4 separate regions of the Mus musculus genome follow, and all the other regions are linked to region 4. A link is a loop called in an ENCODE intact Hi-C map of the cell type or tissue named here. Cell type or tissue: left cerebral cortex. All regions are shown on one strand.

Region 1 (5,000 bases), 390 kb after region 4:
AGAGTGATGTGTCTGTATTTGTTTTGTTCATAGTGGTTGGTTGGCTGCTGACAGACTAGACAACTGGGTTGCAAGATGGTTGGTTGGTAGATTGATGGTTGGTTAGTTTGAAGAAAAAAATTGGGGGTATCACTAATAGTAAGGCTTCTCTTTAAGTGTGCTAAAAGATTATCTGTGAAAGTTATGGGACAATGCAAGTATTATTAATGAAAGGGCATTGTTTCTACTTTTTTACTAAGAAACTTGACTTAAGAAGAAGTAAATCATTTCACCTAAATTACATAACTAATTAATGGCAAATTCAAACTAGAAATCCATATCTTCTGGCAATTTAAGTCTCTTAAAAATGCTTCAGCAAATAGAACAGGAGTTGTACATTCAGTTAATATATTCGTATGGTTTGAAAACTATTGCATGCAGTAATATCAAGGCTGGACATGTGTAAACTACACTGACCCTAATTAGGATCTCTGTTCATCTAATGAAACAAATAATGGCTATGTTTAAAGCTGGAATTCATTTCCCCTTTGGGAACTACAAATTGCCTCAATTTTCACTTGATCTTGTAATAGTGAAACATTGTTTATTTAAGCTTCTTCTTTAAAATGTTGATTTGCTCAAATTAATGTTTAATAATGCTATACACTTTATGAAAATTATGAAAGCCACAAAATATCTAAATAAATATTTTCATGAAAGACAGCAAGGTATTTGTACAGAAATCCTCTGATTTCTGTACATATTAATAATCCTCAAATTACTTGCCTTGGATGAACAGTTTTAAAATATTAAACAATGCAATGAAGAGATAAACAAATTGAAATCTAAGCTCTCTTTTAATTGATCTCTAAAGTCCATGCTTTTTATACCATGGGTCTCTAACATTGTATAAATTGAAAACAAGAAAAGCTGTAGTTTCACCATACTTCATATAAGCAATTTTACCGAGAATTCTTAGTATATTATGAAGTCACCATACTATATGCATTTCATATGAAGCCATGCCTTATTTTATCTTACATTATTCCTTCCAAAACTTCAACTATGATACTGAACAGCTATGGAGAGACAAAAAGGGCAGTTTAAGACCTCTATGACTCTGAGGCATCAAGCAATTTTTCTGGATAAAAGGAAAAAATTAACCCTCAGATTTCTCAGGTGTTTGAAGAGGAAAATGCTAAAATATAGCACTGAATTGAAACTTTAAATTATTATTCACACTATAGATGCCATTATATATCAACCTTTCAAAAATGTAAGGTTTTAATAATTAATATGGGTTTGTACATATCACAAAAGTTCATGACTGCAGGTGAGTTACCAAAGATGACACATAAAACTCAGAAAACAGAAATCAAATGATACAGACCTTTAGTGTTTGGTCCTTATGATATGGAATAGATACATTATAGTTCTTACTTTTAATCTCTTCAAATTACATAGGCAAGTTTATTTATCATTTTATGGTAATCTTCGATAAACTTATTGAATGGGTGAAAGCCATATCGACACTGTTTTTTTAATTGCAAGGAAATCTAAAGTCAAAAAGATTTTATGAAGCAACCTACAGAAAAAAACGTATTTTCATGCATGTTGTTAAAATGCAGTTTGGACTAGAAATGTAATGGTCTCAGTAGTACAACCATATCGGACAAGTCAGCTGTTTCTTGAAGTCTATATGGATAAACTTAAAGATATGAACCCACTATATATTCAAAATCATTATGAACATTAAGCTAGACAAAATATTTTGCAATCTATAAAGCAATATCTCTACCTAGTTTTTATATTATTCTGTGTATGTGATGATGGTCAATTATAATAAATTATTTCCAATAAGAGCACAGATTTATTATCGTATTTGTATGACTTGGCTGGCTGGAAGGGCATCAAGCTCCGTATTCTACCACTAAGTCAGAATCTTGTGAGCTATCAGAGATGGAAAGCATCATCTATAAGAAAATTCATCTACGAGTTGCCACTAAACAGAAAGAAGTCAGAGGTTTTTAATCAGTAAAAGTTTAGAATTAGAGCTAGATGTGCAATTGGGGAAGGAAGTGGGGACAAAGCGAACGAAGCAGGAGTGTTTGGGTGATTTACATGACACCATAACTGTGTGTTTGCACAGCAAGGAGCTTTTCATTTTTTTAAACCAACTCTCGGGAAATTATTCACTCTTTAAAAAAATTGGACTGTACGATTCAATCTGCTTTCCAACCAGTAATGCTCAATGGTCTGACAGGTTTTTTAGTATAAAAGACATTTACAACTCAACTGCACTGAAGCCCTTTCCCCGATTTCCTACACCACATCCAGCTAATTGCTCTTTAACATGCTAACAAGAGGATAAGCTGATACATAATAACTCAGGCATGCACCGATCCCATAATGCCCGGAACTCAGAAGCAGCATGAGAAAACATCAGATTTTTGGCATGTAGGGTAGATGTTTAAATCTGCATAGATTCGAGCCAATTAGACTTGTCAGACTCCAATGCAGTTGAGAGTGACCCCTGATGGTGGAAAGACATGTGGGACAAGCCACAGAAAAGCTTGCAAATGTCAGAGAGGCCAAAAGGTGCCCCACTGGCCTCAAAACTATTAATTAGCAACCAGCAAAAGCACCACCAAAGAATCGCTGGCCCAGCACTCCCCTCCAGAGGTTGCTACTACCAGGCCTCATTATCATCTGGATGGAAAACAACGCCTGTTCCTGGGAGCTCTCACAACACTCTTATTGATTAAGTTCCCACAGTGTTAAATCATTCTGTAGCTTTCACTTCAATCTTCCCACCCTGAATAATAAAACCTTCAAAGGATTTACCAGGATGGAAAGGGAAGTGGGGTGGCAAGGAGCAAGAGCATGGCAACACATTGTGTATGTAGTGCCCACAGCATCCGCGTAAATCAGATCCCAGGAAGGCCTTGGAAGACAGCATCCAAAATGAAGTTAATATGAATTTTCTGTAGTACTTACTAAGGAATTTTGGTTTTGTAAGTAAAAAACAAAAAAGCAAAGGAAGTAACATGCCAACTTGTCTCCCACCGCAAATAAAATCAGGAGACTGAGCAATATTTCTACAAGTTCTAAGTGACCTCATTCACAGTGATGATCACAAACATCTGATGGGCAGATGCCTGTCCCCATGTGCACAGGGAAATCTTTCAACAGCCAGATTCTTGTAAGGAAAACAGACGCACAAACACTCACTCCAGATACTTATGCATTTTCTTTAACCTATGAAGGCAAGCAGGCAACGACACAGCAACAGCAGACCCTCTTGTGTAATGTACACCATGTAGCCCAGAGCAACAGAGCTCTTATCTATAAATTCTATCTTGCAGGGCATAAGTGGGACCACAAGAAATATCATTAACAGTCAAACAGTATCAAAAAAAGACTATTCCTGGTTATCATTTTCTCTGGTATTATGAAGAAAATAACCAATACTTGTCTGTTCTACAACACACACGTTTTTTTCTCTTAGATCCATCCAAAGCAATATGTCTACACTCTTAAGTCAGTCTCAGTTTTCCAAGCATAAATAATAATATAACTAGTAAGTAGACAGAAAACACCTAGGTTCATTTGACTCTCTTCACTTAGCATCCCTTAACAAGCTATCTAACCCTCACAAAGACTTCATTTGGCTTTGTCCAAATACTGTGACATAAATAAGAAAAACAGAGATCTGAGTTGAACCCAGAGATCAAAGTTGGGCAATCAAGACTGCATATTCTGCACAACTTCCATATTTTGAGATATTATTTCTTGGGCCCTCCAAAATGGGGGCAAGTAAACAAACAGCTTTGATTTTAGACTGAAAAAAGGGGGGATTGATTTCTTTGTTTTATTGTGTTTAATAGAATTTCATAACTATTTTTTATGGCAATCAGGAATACCAAGGTCTTGGAACAACAGCGATAGTGTAGGGGTTTGGTTCAGGCAGCTCTAATATCTCTGCATGTGGAAGGCCACCTTTAGGACTTCTAATTCATCGTCTCTATTCTGTTTATCATATCACCTATGAAAAGCCTTCTGGACAAGTATCCATGCTACAAGAAGAAGCAGATCATTTAAACATAGTGACTATTAAAAATGAGTACCAATGGAGAGTTTAAGATTTATTTAAACAGTGAAATATCAAATATAGTACACAGTTCTCCACAGATAAAATTTTAATATTGAAATTACAGTATTTAAATATTAATCCAAGCAATAAGAGAACGATATCTGTAAAAAATTAATTAATCTAAAGGGGAATCCAACTGAATACTTTAGAACTTTGAAAATAGAGAGAGTTTTGCATAATATATGTTCTGCACACCATGCCATCTATAGATATTCTATGTAGTCTTTGTAACTGTAATTCCTACACATGACCACATCAAATGTAAAACACAAAACAGTACTGAAAATGACAGGGGCAAAAACACTCAGTACTGTGAATCTGTATAGATGCACTTTATATTTTCAATACAAACAATTTACATTCCTTGTCAAATAGAGTGGAAAAATATTTTTGAATAACATGTCTTAATATTATGTTGAATATTAAGTATTTCAAAAACACTCTTTCTAGAAACTTGAGCTCATGACAACATGAAACTGGTTAGAATTCAAAGCTGAAGTACAAAAAGATTTGTTGTTATTATATGTCCAAATGCCAAATGTGGGTTTTCAGTCTACATTTTGACAGACGCTTTACTCTTCACACTTCTGCATTTCAAATGAATTCCACCTTCTTTATATATTAAAAAACATAATAAGGTTTCACCTGTAAGCACAGTGGGATTGATTATACAAGAAGCTGCATGCAGAAGCAAAAAAAAATATGCCAAAATATATTCCAGGCTTCATCACACACCTCCTGAACTATCAAATATCTTCTAGAACTGGGTATCATCCACGTACATGAAAACAATACAGATGATTTCCATCAGGGAACACAATGTTCCTTTTTCTTCCTCTGATCATTCTAGGATCTTGTTAGTGCCAAC
Region 2 (5,000 bases), 220 kb before region 4:
TAGCATTGGAAATGTAAATGAGCTAAATACCTAATAAAAAATGGAAAAAAAAAAAAAAGAAATCATCAAAACCAAAAAAAAAAAAAAAAAAAAAAAAAAAAAACACTTTCATAACATGAGAATTACCTGTTCAGTTCAAAAAAGAAACCAAGAGATGACTTTTCTCTTGTGTACTACAGGTACATTCTGAGTTCAGTGGGTTAGTAGTTACAGAAGTAATTCTCTTGGGTTGGTCAGTCAGTCTCATTGCCCTGCCTCTCAGCATACCATATTTTATACATGACTTATATTAGAGAAGTGTGATACTGAAGACCCACCATCTACCACATCTGTCAGAATAAGGGGAGTTTATCTGATAAACAAGTCATTTTTGGAAACTGCAGATGCTCCCACTGTGAAGCATTAAATGTGGCCCCACTCAGATACGTAGAATGGGGTTCCAGTTGACTGAACGCGGGCTGATAAGCTCTGCACAGCTCAGAATGCTGTTTGCCCACATACTAATGTTAAACAAAAGAACCACAGACTGCAGAAAAAGGATGCTGGTCAGACCAGTAAATTGCTTAAACCCTAAGGCAGCCTTCTGAAAGAAAAGGCATGAAAAAGGCTGATATGAGCTTTTATGCAGAATTGTTCTGTTTATTACCCCTGTTAAGAAAATGATGGCAAATGTCTTGTTAAACCATATATTTTCAATAAGACACAAGGACTGACTTTCTCTAAACAAGATGCAATATACCACTGGTCATCCTTGATAAACCACACATCTCTGCTAGGTCACTGCTAGATTATGAACACAATAAAAAAACAATAATAAAGTTGTACACATAAAACCATAAAGGCTATTAGATTATGTCTTAGAATCATACAACCTGATTTGTCACCGGGAATTCCAGGATAATAACAATCTGTCATGGAAGAGATCCATTTTGTATAAAATTTCCAATCTCCTCTATTAAAACACTGTTAGTTCTCAGTTATGATAACTTCATTTCAAGTGAATTGCGGAGACAACTTAATAATGAAATGAGAATAAAGTATATCTTTGTTATAACATGTAAACTTACCCTGAATTGAGCATGGATATAATTTTATTAGTAACATTCTCCAGTGGATAACATGACAGTCAGTATTGAATCTTCCCCGTGTAAGGGGTTATAGCTGAGCAAAATGAAGAGGAAGAATCTTGAGTTTGCCAGACTTTCAATACTTTCCCTAAGATTTCTCTTGTTTTATCCTAGTCTCCTCTCTTCTCCCTTACCTCCTGCAGAGACTCCCTTTCTGATCCCTGTGTTGGGACAAAGGAAATGAGGGAAGATCCTAGGGCTTAGGGAAAATCTGATGAGAAACTCCTAACAGATAAGCAATCTTTCCCTTCTAAACCACAAAGCAAGAAAAGATTTAACATCAAAGGGCTTCTTACAGGAGGAAGAAATAAAACCACAAGAGGTAAAGGCAGAATAAAGAAAAACACACACAGGCAATTGTTGCAACAATAAAAAATTAAAAATTACCCTTTGCTTAAATCCAGTATAACATGTCATTGAGTACGACTTTGACATTTCCCTGCGGCTTTTCTCAACAGGAAACAAATGAAAACAGTCCTGACAGCACTTTGTGAAAGGCTCGATGCAGGAGGCATGGCCACACTTCTGTCATCAGACAGTCTTGCAGTGGAGGTCAGCCTTAAGTTTTTACACCAATAAAGCCAGCAGGCTTTTAATAGGAAGTACTCAACTCTCAGTCTGGTCCTCAGTGTTTGTCAAACAACCAACCAAATTGAAAACCGAGGACAGACACATACACACTACTGTAAGTTTTCTATACTAAAAACAAAATGTAGGGGAAATGAGGTACTTTTGGAGGGAATACTAGAAGCTCTGCATTAAAGAGATAATCTGCGCACCCTCCAGAGATCGGGAGCCAGGCTGGGGACGTGCCCAGCACTGCTGACTACAAGGCTACACTGTTCAAGAGCAAATTCAAGCAGAGGAAAGTGGTACGTGGAGGTTAAAAAAAGATTAGAAGTCTCTAGACCTCAGAACAGACATGCAAATTAAAACAAAACTCCCCTCAAAAACCAACTTAAAACTTAGATGATACCAAGATACTGACACTGTGACATTGCAACTATAATGAACGGTCCATGGAGGGAGCTGTTGACACAGGTTCCTGAGTGGATATCCAACAGCAGAAGGAAAGGAGAAAGAACTTAAGCGAAACACACTTGAAATGAATTGGCTGAAGGTATGTTCTTCTCAGATGTCTCCTAACATAGTCACTCCTAGACCTGTCTACCTGGCCTGTCTGGGTAAGATCAGAACACAAGTTACAGTTTCTAACTTTTCAGGTCAGGGACAGACATTCTGACATATTACACAAGTAACCCACTACACCAAAGAGGAAAGCAAGCTCAGAGTGGAAGAGAACTAACTCTACCAGCTTCTGTGTCTAGAAAGCCTTGAGGGTAGCCAGTGCGTTCAGTACATACACTAGAACAATGCTCACAGAATAGTGTATCATCAAGCTGCTTCAACCCTTCTTTGTGGAAGGCTTGTAGAAAGCTCGGGATAGTTTCATGACTCTGCTGTAGAGACAGGGCAAGCAGCTAGCTACCTTTTTGCAGGATGTCTGATTCCAGAATACATAATGGGTGCATCCTTTCAAATATTTTCTATTTCACACATTTTCCTGTGCACGAATTTGTGCAGAGTAAGCTTCTCTTTTTCTTCTTTTTTCCCTGGCAAGAGGCACTGACAAGCTTCAGAAGATGAAAGTGGAAGATGCTATCGGCGTGCTGAGGATCCCATCTGCTCAAAATTTTTACCCCAAGACCTCCATTCTCTAATATGAAAGCTGATGCAGAGCAGAGGGATCTCTACTGTACCTCAAAGGTTACCTGTAACTGAAAGTAGGCTTGAGGTAGAGCAAGACCCCCAAATTGTATGTCTTCTACTGCTTTATGCTTCAGCCCTCCGTTGTCAAAGGTGTTGTGAAGGACATACCCACCTTCTAGTTTTGAACAGTATGGGTACAATTTGTACAGTTGGGGGTTCTTTTCCTTTTCTTCTTTTGTTTTTGTTTTTGTTTGTTTTTGTTTTTTTGAGACAGGGTTTCTCTGTATAGTCTTGGCTGTCCTGGAACTCACTTTGTAGAACAGGCTGGCCTCGAACTCAGAAATCTACCTGCCTCTGCCTCCCGAGTTCTGGGATTAAAGGCGTGTGCCATCACACCCAGCTAGGTTTCTTTTTCAAAACAAACAAACAAACAAACCAACAAAAACTGGCAGACTTCCTCCCCGCCCTTTCTTTTCCTTATACCTCTATTTGAAAGATGAGTAATCTGTTCAATAAGAATATTATGTAACTTGGTATATTTATATGATTTGGAGCTAATCTTTGAGAAATACATTTTGAAAATATAAAGATATATACTATAGTATATAACTGTATATAATAGTTTCAGTTTCATATTCCAAAGTCTATGACTCAAATTTGTATCAAGAGGCTCTGACTATCGACTCTAGAAGGCCATCAATAGCATTGGCAGTAGCCTATTATGTTTGGGGTGTAAGAGACCTAAGAGTCAGATGTACTAGTTAATTTTCTATGGATGTGAAGACATCACAAACAAGGAAACTTAATGAAGAAACAGTTTATTGGGGGGTTTACAGTTTCAGAGGGTTGAGTCCATGATCATCATGGTGTGGAGCATGGCAGGAAGTAGGTAGGTGGAGAGGATTGGTGCAGAAGCATTAGTGAGAGCTCACATCTTGAGACAATAACCACAGGCAAAGAGAGCCCTCTCTCAGTGACACACAGCCTCCAACAATGCCATAATGTCTAATCCTTTCCAAACAGTTGTAAGTGAGAACCAACTATTCAAATCTATAAGTCTACAGGGGCCATTCTCATTCCAATCACCGCAGCGGACAAGCTCAAAATCAGTAACCCCATCTGGACCACTAGGCACTTTTTTTCCTGGCTTGTGATCAAGTGGAGGGTTTGTTGTCCCATTAGAGGACAACTCCACTTTATCTAGTGTTTTTTGTTTTTTTTAATATTCATCTCATATTTATTCCCAAGGATATGTGGGAATTCTTATGCAAATCACTACAATCTGTATCACAGGCCCTCTTTCAAGGCTGAGAGATCATTGCTGAAGAGAAGGAAGAAACACTGTGGCAGGCAGAGGTATTAGATGACTATAATGGCATGTTGTCTTTTGGACACATCAGGGCAACTGCACAGAGCTGGTTAGCTCAAACTAAGCAAACTTCCAGAATGGACATAAGCCAAAATTACTTACCAATGGATAATGGCTGAGGAGAGGGAGATAGTTGGTTTTATTTAAAAGTGTTGCCCCTGGTAAGTTAACTTTGCTCCAGGAGAAAACCACACATTTAAGAATAAACAATCAACACAAATTGTATTTGATGCATATAAAACTAAATATATAAATGAATAGGATATAAAGATTCCACCAATAGGGAATGGGCAGGACCTTGGAGGAGTTACAGGAGAAAATAAGTATGATACCACACAGTGTACAAAATTCCCAAAGAATTAATCTTAAAAATAAAAATATGCATAGACTACTTATAAATTATATCTCATATATAACACTTTTGGACTCAGGAGACAGCTCAATGGCAAAGCACTTAACCCAGCATAGTGTTTATTTCTTTTTTTATATATATAATTTTTTTATTTATGCACTTTATATCCTGCTCACTGCCCCTCTCTAGGTTACCCCCTCCCACAATCCTTTCCCATCAGACAATCCTCTCATTCTCCCTCCCCTTCTACTCTGAGTGGTGGGGGTCCCCTGAGTATCCATTATCCTTGGTACTTCAAGTTTCTGCAAGGCTAGGTGTAGAGACTCCCCCTGAGGCCAGACACGACAGCCCAGCTAGAAGAACATATCCCACAAACAGGCAACAGCTTTTGGGATAGGTCTGTTTCAGTTGTTCAGGATCCACATGAAGGCCAAGCTACACA
Region 3 (5,000 bases), 330 kb after region 4:
GGGGGGGCTGGGGGGGCAGCAAAGTGCTTAAAGGGAGTCACAGGAACCAGAGCAGCCTAGTGCGCTCACTCACTCCTGTTTGTGATCTCTGAATACTCCCCAAAAAACTGTTTTCAGATACACGGTCCATGTTCCTCTTATGAGATGCTATTATTTCTACTTTCTTCACACTATAATGAATTGTTTTCTAACCTAACACAGACATTTCATTAAATGTCTGTGGTCATTTTGTAACAATATGTATTCTGCCACTATGGATTCCTTCCTATTTTTATCATATTCTCGTGGATCTTCTTTCAAACTGAACTTGTACGTTTTCCAAAATTCTAAAACCTGCTAGCATGTATTTTTGTCCAGCCAAATTTATAATTTAGAATCAGAAACATGTCGCTGTCTGCGGTTATGTGAATGTCTCTGAAATCCCACCCAACACCTATTCACTTGTGATTACAAAGCTTTGTTTGGGTTTTGGGAATGAAATTAAGTGGTACAGCACTTACTAACAATAACAACAAAAATAGTGCATTTGCCTGGTTGATTTCCAGGCTGTTCCTTCTCTCAGCAGTTTGCATTATCAGTTTCCTTTGTCTGATTTTCAATGCAAATACAAGCAATTTGGAAGAAAGTAACAGTAGCTCCTGTTAGCAAAGCCTGAGCATCACTCAGCCTCTCAATGTTTTTCATACCTATCTGAAAATAGTGAGTCCCAAGCCAGGCAGTGATGACTCACACCTTTCACTCCTGCACTCAGGAGGCAGAGGTAGGTGACCTCTGAGCTCAATGCCAACCTGGTCTACAGAGCTAGTTATAGCCAGGGCTACAAAGTGAAACTCTGTCTCAAAAACACCAGTCCAAATACTGATGGTGATGAATCCTAGGAAGTGATGTGTGCAAACAAGTCCCTGCCATGCAGAAGAGCACAGCCTAATTTACGATGAAAGAGGGAAAAGGCCTAGATCTTGATTTTTTTTTAAAGACCTGGTTTCAAATCGTCCCTCTGCACTCAGCAGTTCTGAAGCAAGCATCCTTTACTTCCATGAGCACTGTTGAATTAAAACGTTCTACCATCCATAAGCTATAAACTCTTTGCAACCATAGCTCTCACACAAAACGTTCTTCATTTCATGTGTGTCATACTACCATGAATATTCAGTAACTCCTTTAAAAGTATCCATATTGATTGACATTCAACACAAAGATTGCCCACTATAAACCCTATGAAACAAGTTAATAATCTCACACATATACTGATCTGATTTCCTTATATTGGCATAATACATTTTGCATAGAAAATTTAGTAATTATTGTTAAATGTGACCCCTCTCCCTGGCAGTTTCCTCTATAAACCGTGGATATCATTAAGCTGCATTGTAACCAATTCACATCCATAAATTCAGCTGTCCTGTTAACCACCGTAAGGCCTACGTGGTTCTAACAGGAAGATATAAGAAGGCTGGCCACTATATTAAAATGGCTCCATTTCATTTAGATTGCAAAACGGCTGGCTTCTTTGAAACACTATCGTTTAAAATTCCAAAGGAATAACATTGATATATTTCTTATAAGTGTTTCATAATCAAAAATCCATTAACATATGTTGGAGGATTTAAATTTGCAATGGCAATAGAAAGCAAATATTTGTAATAATTTTGTATTTGATATATATTACCTTATTGAGCCAGAAAACTTCCTTATCATTAATCCAAGAGTATCTTGGAAGTCAGAGCAACCTCTTCAGTGGTTAATACGGAGAGGGAAGTTATGCCTGAGTCTTGATCATGACCGTGGGATACAGAGGAAACTTCCAGAAAAGAGGCCACATTTAACAATAATTATTAAATGTAATAATCAAAAATTTATCATGGCGATATAAGGATCAGTATTAGTGTGATTGTCAACCATTTTCAGAGGTTCTGTGAAGGATTGTTCAAGTAACAAGGAAAACAGCAAATTATATCATAATCAGGATTTAAAAAGCACAAGAACATTGATCACTTTATGAATGACAAAAAAATCTAATCAGAGAAGGAAAATAGTACACAGATTTTCCTAAAAGAAAAAAAAAAGCTGTTATGCCTAAGTCTATACTACACGGTAAGCCATGGTACATTTTATGTATCCACTGCCTTTAAATTCTTCTGGACTGACTCTTCCTAAGTAAAATAAAAAAGTACTGGCAAAAGGTTTGATTTTTATGTTACCTTATACTCAAGCCAGAATATGTTTAAGAACATAGCCACCGGTTAGAATGAAAGACATAATATACTGGTAAACGCTGACTCTTTAAGATGTGTTCGCCAATACTGAAGCTTCTCACCAAAAGTAGAAATTAACCCCATTTAATAAAAGAAGATCTGGATATTCGTAAAACTGAGTTGATGTTCACTCTTCCAGAAGAATCAGTTACTGGGTCAGAAATACAATCAAATGTCAGGTTGAAAGTCCACATTGTATGCCTTACACTGCACGGTACCCACTGCCGCACAGCGCCACCTGGCAGCAGGTTGAGGAACTGTGAGCAGGCAGCTCAGAGTACAATCACCTGCAGGCTGACTAAAAGACCTCAACAGGCACAGACTTCGTTTTCTTCATTTAAAAATGGGCACACTCGCGCACCACCTCTGAAAAGGTAAGCTGTTTATCGCTTTATTTTGGTTTGAGTGTTTTTTGTGGGTTTTTTTTTTTTTTTTGCTGTTTTTACTTTTTAAACATTTCAATTTAGAGCTTTGAATTTTTAAACACCATCTGCAGTGACTGAGCTCAGCTAATGATGATAAATGAAGCTTTGGTTTTCAATAAAAAAGTTTGTCCTGTGTTTTCAAGATTTTCGCGAATTGATTTACAAAGAAAAGCTCGGTGTTCACTGGAGTGTCACCGTTTGATGCTTGAAAAGGTATAGCAAACACAAAAGACTAAGAACGCCTCATCTGCTTGAACCATTCCTACTTTTCCTTGCAAGGTACCCACACATACTTCCAGTGTCGTTAGTGTCTAAGGCGTGGCTTATACACATTAATCCAAACAACATCAGTCTCAGCCTTGTGATTTTCTCTTCATCGTGATTTACTTCCGCTGAAGCAAGGGGAGACACGTACAAACGAAGATCTTCAACAGTGACCAGTCTTTCAATCTAACACAAAAAAAAAAAGTTTCATCCTTTGACAAGGGAATTTTGGCATCTGTTTTTCCCTACTCCTAAACAATGATCATTTGCTTCCCTGACGTCTTTATAGTTGCACATTAAAGACGGTAAAAACAGGGACAGCGTTAATTAATGGTAGTTGTCACCTGATTTCCAGTATTACTAATAACCAACAAATCAGCACTAAGCCCAACACTCACTCGTTCACATTCACACTCAGCCTCCCGCTCTGGTTAATAAGTTGCTGACTTTGACATGTCTCTGAATCCTGGTATAGTTGCCCTTGACCAATCATAAAGGAAGGAGCATTTGATGTCTCCCTAACTTGTGAAACAATTGGCACTTAAATATATAAGAGAAGGCTAAGCTGTTCACTCCATGCTTTCTAGTTTTTCCTGCAGTACCTCATAATGAAAATATACCATAGGACCAATCAAAACCCTCATAGCTTATGGGTATCTGAAGGCTTTCAGAACTGTTTGCTCTATAAAGGTTACAAAATGGAGGCACAACGAATTTGAGTGACATCATGCATTCAGATACTTCTCACATTTTCATTTAAATTTCATACAGTAGTTCTTAAAACATAGGGATACGATGTTAGAGGTCAATCTAGATTAAATCACTCCTGTTGATTATCTTCCCTTCTTTCTCCAAATCTCAGGATTTGAACAATGGTCCCCATCTGTCCTCTTCACATTGGTGGAGATTCTTCCTAGGGAATGCTGAGGGTGACTTAGTTAGCGTTTTACTGCTGTGACCAGACACCATGACCAAGTCAAGTCTTATAAAGGGCATTTAATTGGGGCTAGCTTACAGGTTCAGAGGTTCAGAGTCCATTATCATTAAGGCAGGAACATGGGCAGCATCCAGGCAGGCATGGTGCAGGAGGACCTGAGAGTTCTACATGTTCATCTGAAGGCTATTGTGGGAGACAGACTTCCAGGCAGCTAGGGTGAGAGTCTTAAGCCCACACCCACAATGACACACCTACTCCAACAAAGCCACACATCCTAATAGTGCCACTCCCTGGGCCAAGCGTATACAAACCATTACAGTGACCCTGAGGAAGTGAGAGACAGGCTTATTCAGAATCTCTGTAACTTCATGCTCACATTTATTCTAAGTGACCAGCGTGTCACACAAAAATCATAGCTTCCAGTGTGACCCTTAAAGAGAGCTCAAAGCAAAAAAGCTCCATATTCACAGATGATCACAGTTGAAAAAATATGCTTTGGATTATACAGGTCTGCCGGTCTCTGCTGGGCCATCATTGTTTAATATTATCATAGGCAGAATAGACACACACATATAGAACCAATATGTGGGACTCATACTGAAGAACATTTACACCCTACTTCCTATTCTCTTGGTTTACCTCTTTGCTACAGCTTCTACTGTAAGACCCAGTTGCTTTCACAATTGAACTCCAGACCCTACAGCTCAGGGCCACTGTGTTCCTGTACCAAAACATACTGCATAATTTATAGTGTCTAGTAGAAATAAAAAAAAAAAGAAACCAAGAGATGTTTTGTTCACAAATAATTATAGATTTCAAAGAGTAAGAACACAAAGTTAAACCAAGCATTACAACCTCTGATCTCTGTGCCCTCTTGAGTGCACAGTCAACGACCAGTCTGGTTCTCTTGATCTCTGTAAATTCCTCTGCTGCAACCCCATGTTAGTTATCTGCCAAATTATTTCTGGAAATGAGCAACTGCTGAGAAACTCCAAAGCAGTAGACCCTGAAGCTGGTAGGAAAAAAAAAAACACAAATGTTCCCTTTTTCTGTCTTTTCCCTGTGTCATCCATAAGGTTATTATACAGGGCTACTCTACCGAGGGAATGCAGGTTGATA
Region 4 (5,000 bases):
TTCTAGATCCTTAATAACATTTAATTCCTGTCAACCTTTCTCATAACTCAGTTCTGTTCCACCCAGTAATCCAAGGCCAGCATCATTCATTGTATTATATGCTTAGCCCAAGGTGCTCAGTTTTAGTCTTAATATTTGACTAGAGCTTGTTCAGAAAGAAAAGACGACTGGGAAATTAGGTAACACACATACTAATAAATACAATGTGTTGTGTGAAACACCAATAGCCAGAGTCTCAAATGCTAACATAGTTCTGAATGCAGAACAAACCTGTGAGGGAGGTAGTTATCTAATATTTTGAAAATGCATGGCTGGGATGAACCTATATTTATGAGGACATGTTTGTGATTTTTCAAAGCAAAATTTTGCAAGCAGTTTTCATTATATTCTGAGCTATATAACTTTTTACAGCATACACATTTATAAATAAAAGCAAGAGAGCCTCTAAATCACTGACTTAGGCTGAAATGATGCCTCTAGGGCTTGGGATTATAAAAAAATAAAAGGATACCTAGCAGGGATCATAAGGCAATATCCTACCGGAAGCAAATTGATACCTGGGATTACAGTAGCAATTCCTTTCTGGCATTCACAAAGAAACATATTTTAGATAAACAAATAGGCAGAATATTTTGGATCTCTGTAAACAGATCTGAAAAGTCAGGCAAGAATCTTTCCCTGTGTGGATGCAAATGACATCATTCATAACCTTTTGAGCAACTGGTGCATTTTGAAGAGCTATAATTTGCAGGTGCAATACTAAAACTGAACTCCACTCTATTTCACATTATAGTTCTATTGACAGAACATAAGAAATGCAATTTATGCCTACGTTTTCATGACTCTTTTAATATTAGAATTTTATCTATAATGCTTTCATATTAGTGGGTGCATGTATAAATATACATATATTGATTTGAAGACTATAATAAGTAAAGATTCATTCCTATATCTTTCTCTTATTGTTGATTCAATGATTCTTGTATTTCTAATGCATAGACAAACATAAGATGTGTTACACAGAAGAGATTTTAAACCACAGTCAGTTTCTATTTTTCCGTCAAGCATTTAACAAGTCTCAGCATACAAAGTAGAAATGGGTGGGAGGGGGGTCTTTAAAGGAGCAAAAACACAACACGGAGATCCTTAAGGCATTTAAAACATCAGGAGAGTTATGCTCCATAAATGCTGATGTTACAGAAGAATGCTTAATGTGCACCTCAGAAAGCAAATGCATGGCCACAGGACTACAAAAGAGGCTGATAGAAACCCAAGACAGTAGAGAGGGGGATAGTGGTTCATAGAAAAGTATCTCTTAAGCTACACCCTGAAGTACAGACCAAACTTTGTCAGGAAAAAAAAAAAGGCTGCTGAGCAATATTGCTCATGTTTTAGGTAAACTTGCATTTTTTTTGTGTGTGTGTGTGTGATATAAGTTGAAGAAACAAAATTAAATTCTAAAGAAATAAATGGAATCAACTAATTATAAAGTATATAAATAGTACTAACAAAATACTAATTAAAAAACACCCTCTCAGGTGGTTACTGTCTAAGCCCTGTGACTAGAGAAGGATAGAATAGCTTTGCTGACATCTTCTGGGAAGATTCTATGATGGAGTCAGGGAACACTGTAGGTTCAAATGGAACCAAATATACTCTATGACTTTTCACTAAATTATTATTTTAAAAGATATGTAAATAAAAAGCATAGATAACAAATTATACATGCTTGTTTTGTTTTCCCTTTCTTAGTGTTTTCCATACTTAGCAACAAAAAAATTATTTTTATTTTATTTGAATACACATACATCAAGTTGCTTTCTGGGATATAAATTGGTTGTGCAGGTTTGATAAAGTACATAAATTACTCTCTTTTATTCAGGCTATTCCCTTTCATTATTCATAGTTATGCTCACTTGAAGAGAACAAATAAATTACAAGACAACACTACAAACCTCTGTTGGAAATATTATGTGTTCATATACGCTAATCCCTTTCATGGGGTGAAGGCATTGCCAGCAGCATCTCATACCCTGAGCCTCTTCTGTGTACTTCAGGTCACTTGTGAGCATGTGTACAAACAAATGCTACTAGTGATGAAAGTAGGCACTGAGGTACCTTCAGAAAAACAGGAGATTAGAGTTTGATACATGAAAATTCATGAAAAAGAATTCTCACCTAGTTACAAATTTTTGAAAGTTATTGTTAAGACCACTTCCCGACAAGTGGAAAACACGCTAATTTTCTGGGTTTGAAGGCATTACTTGGGTCAGTGCTAATAAATTTTACATTCTTAAAGATAAAAATCAAATACCAATAAGTGAAAGATATAGGTCTTTTTTTTTTTTTTTTGCATAGCAGTGTAAAAATATTCAGAACCAAGAAAAAGAATGCATTTGTAGACTCAGTTTGAATAGAATTAGTGGATCAGGACCATGCAAACCAAACTTAGGTGTGAAGGAAACACATCTAGAAGAAAAAGAAGCAAGATGAGCTGGGGAGGGAGAGGGAGGGAGGGAGGAAACCTGGGAGAGAACCAAGCAAATAGCCTCTTTTTACATTGAGATGGTTTTGAGAATAATAATGTGCTAGTTTCTGTCTTTTTTTTTTTAATCCAAGTAGCTATTGAAGATTGTAATGATTTCAGTCTAAAAAGCAGTGCTGGAAAAGCCTCTTCTGAGATTGCCAACTCCCACTGTGCAGAAACACTGTGTCCCTTCGTGCTGGTGTAATGGAGACAAACAAAAGAAGCACTTCAAGAAAAGGGGAGGGAAGAGAGGGAGGGTGAAAAAGCAGTCGGGTTGTACTTCCCAGAGAAAAAGCAAGAGTTTTGCAGGGACCAAAAGCAAGCATCACTATTTCTAAGTCTGAGACCAAGATAAGTTAAATAAATGTTTAACTATATAAGCAATATATACCAGTGCTTTTGACAATAAAAATAAAAATAATTTGTCGTCATCAATTATGATCTAGCCCCTCTTGCAATCAAACCAATTTCCTGCTATAAAATAGCCCAATTGATTTCATACTTTGTCACGTATAAAGGATTATAAATTAGGGCATCATGCTACACTATTGCCTTCTCTATTAACTTCCCTTTATTTTGCAAAATAAAAAACAGTTAACATACATAATCTAAGCATTATAATTAAGATGATACTCTCTAGTCCCTCTAGTTCCCATAAAACTTTAAATAACGCTTAGTACTTCCATAGTGTATTATAAGATCAATAATAATTATTGTTTACTTGCACTCAAGTGTTTATAAGGTAAGAACATTATGAGATGTTGAAAGTTAGTGTTCCTTGAACTCCCCAGGAAAATCCAAGAGCAAGAAGAAGGAAAGTACATTGAAGTTTGTTTGTAATTTCTAATAATTTAATTCCATTGTGTCCAGTTTCACCCCTATATAAGGGAAAGGACTATATCTGACTGATTTCTTTATTTCTAAGACAGAAATGGATAAGTCTTTGATATTCTCTATACACTTCTGTATTATGAATGAGCTTACAATTTTACTGTTACTCATCCTGACATAAGCTTTATTTGCAGTTTCCTTCAGTATGCTGTCTCAAATCCTAAAATACAAGAGAGATCCCTGTTTCTTATAAGCAGCAACTCACATGCTGACAATAGATATCACACTGGATCCTGAGGATTGGAGAAACTCACAGCTCTCGAGAAAGGAAGAAAATCACATGTAAAACCTAGGAAGAAAGACATTTAAAGCATACGATGGGGAAACAGTAGCCTAAATCGCCACATTGCCTGTGCTAACAAACTCAGAACAATGACTTAGTCTTTCTAAAGATCTTTGTTTTGCCTTTTAAAAAAAAAAATTGAGAGATTATCTCTATTATGCTGGCATGTTATCTGAATTCACAAAGCCCAACTTTACAATTTATCCATTTATAGAAGTATCAATGAATATCATACATAAATATTTTTCAGATGAACCCAAAATTTAATTCATCTAAATTCTGTTGCATGATTCACTTATATAACACTTTTTTCAAGTTTGATGCCTGAATAGCTATTAAATATAGCTGGTGGGCTGAAAGGTGGATAACAAAGAATCTAGGAATGCTGTTCTCCCGGGCAGTGACTACTTATGATATTTGGATAAAGAAAACCCCCTTTGTTTATATGATTTAAGGACATGTTAATAACAAATAGATCCATTATTATGTATAATAATACTCAAACGTTTTAGCCATGTCTTTTGTTTTAATTGTGCTTAATTAACACCAGGGTATTATACCAAGCAATGTGGAGATTTAGGCTACGCAATAGCAGTTATCATAATACAATGACAATGCTAACAGTGTATTAACTATGTTGCCTATATGCTGTTATAAGAATTTTATGTACACTGGCACATTTAATTTTCATAACAACTTAAAATATATTTTATTACTTCAATTTTTAGGTGAAAGTTTAAATAACTTACCTAAGAGAAGATGCATTTTAAGTAGTACTTGAATCTAAGTGCCTAGTATGAACATAACAATTCTAATATTGGTAACTCAATACTTTCATTGCCTAAATGTCTATTTGGATATGCTCAAATTTCCACTGAACTTTATATAGTATTTTCCAGGTAGTAATTTATGCTTGTGTGTGTGTGGGGGGGGGGGGTAGGTGGGTGTGTGGTGTATGATATATAAGCATATAATTCTCTGTTAGATTATTGCATACCTTTCAGAGAAGAGGTCATAATACATGAGATGTATCATTTCATCATCCATAGCACAAAAGAATCTCAAAAGTTGAGAATAGAAACAAAGGGTAACTTCAAGGAAGGGATAGTAGACCATCTTACCCTCAACAGAACAATGGATATCAGCCACACACTTTTCTATATCTTCAAAATATTAATTGTGTTATAAGCAATTATAATTTGATTTATTTTCAATGACTTCTTGTTCTTATATACAGAGAGTGTTTGCCAATGAATAGATAATGAGACTGAGTATTATTTTATTTTTTTCTTACAAAAT

What was found. A loop is a pair of places that touch in the nucleus more often than their neighbours do. Peaks named below come from ENCODE experiments on the same cell type or tissue, not always from the same donor. Only the 100,000 strongest peaks of a DNase experiment are listed, where the experiment ranks them.
Region 1: it touches region 4 in a loop (4-fold over the local background); 2 of 42 quality-filtered maps call a loop at or near these places.
Region 2: a loop joins it to region 4, with 2.4 times the contacts of the local background. A loop is called at or near these places in 3 of 42 quality-filtered maps.
Region 3: it touches region 4 in a loop (4-fold over the local background); 2 of 42 quality-filtered maps call a loop at or near these places.

The regions. Positions count from the first base shown.
Region 1 is chr4:24,211,334-24,216,333 of GRCm38, forward strand. The region is part of intron 1 of Gm27243 (a long non-coding RNA gene); the gene reads right to left. Among named protein-coding and RNA genes, the nearest start is that of Gm27243, 220 kb to the right of the region's middle. In left cerebral cortex, a CTCF peak has its summit at 2,519; DNase peaks (open chromatin) are centred at 2,371 and 2,640; H3K27ac peaks cover 284 bases.
Region 2 is chr4:23,605,391-23,610,390 of GRCm38, forward strand. No RefSeq gene overlaps it. Among named protein-coding and RNA genes, the nearest start is that of Gm31085, 93 kb to the left of the region's middle. In left cerebral cortex, a CTCF peak has its summit at 2,150; DNase peaks (open chromatin) are centred at 2,194 and 2,633.
Region 3 is chr4:24,152,122-24,157,121 of GRCm38, forward strand. The region is part of intron 1 of Gm27243 (a long non-coding RNA gene); the gene reads right to left. Among named protein-coding and RNA genes, the nearest start is that of Gm27243, 280 kb to the right of the region's middle. In left cerebral cortex, a CTCF peak has its summit at 2,501; DNase peaks (open chromatin) are centred at 425, 712 and 2,500.
Region 4 is chr4:23,824,375-23,829,374 of GRCm38, forward strand. All of the region lies in intron 1 of Gm31145 (a long non-coding RNA gene), which reads right to left. Among named protein-coding and RNA genes, the nearest start is that of Gm31145, 8.2 kb to the right of the region's middle. In left cerebral cortex, no CTCF peak of the experiment used is centred here; DNase peaks (open chromatin) are centred at 2,710 and 3,654.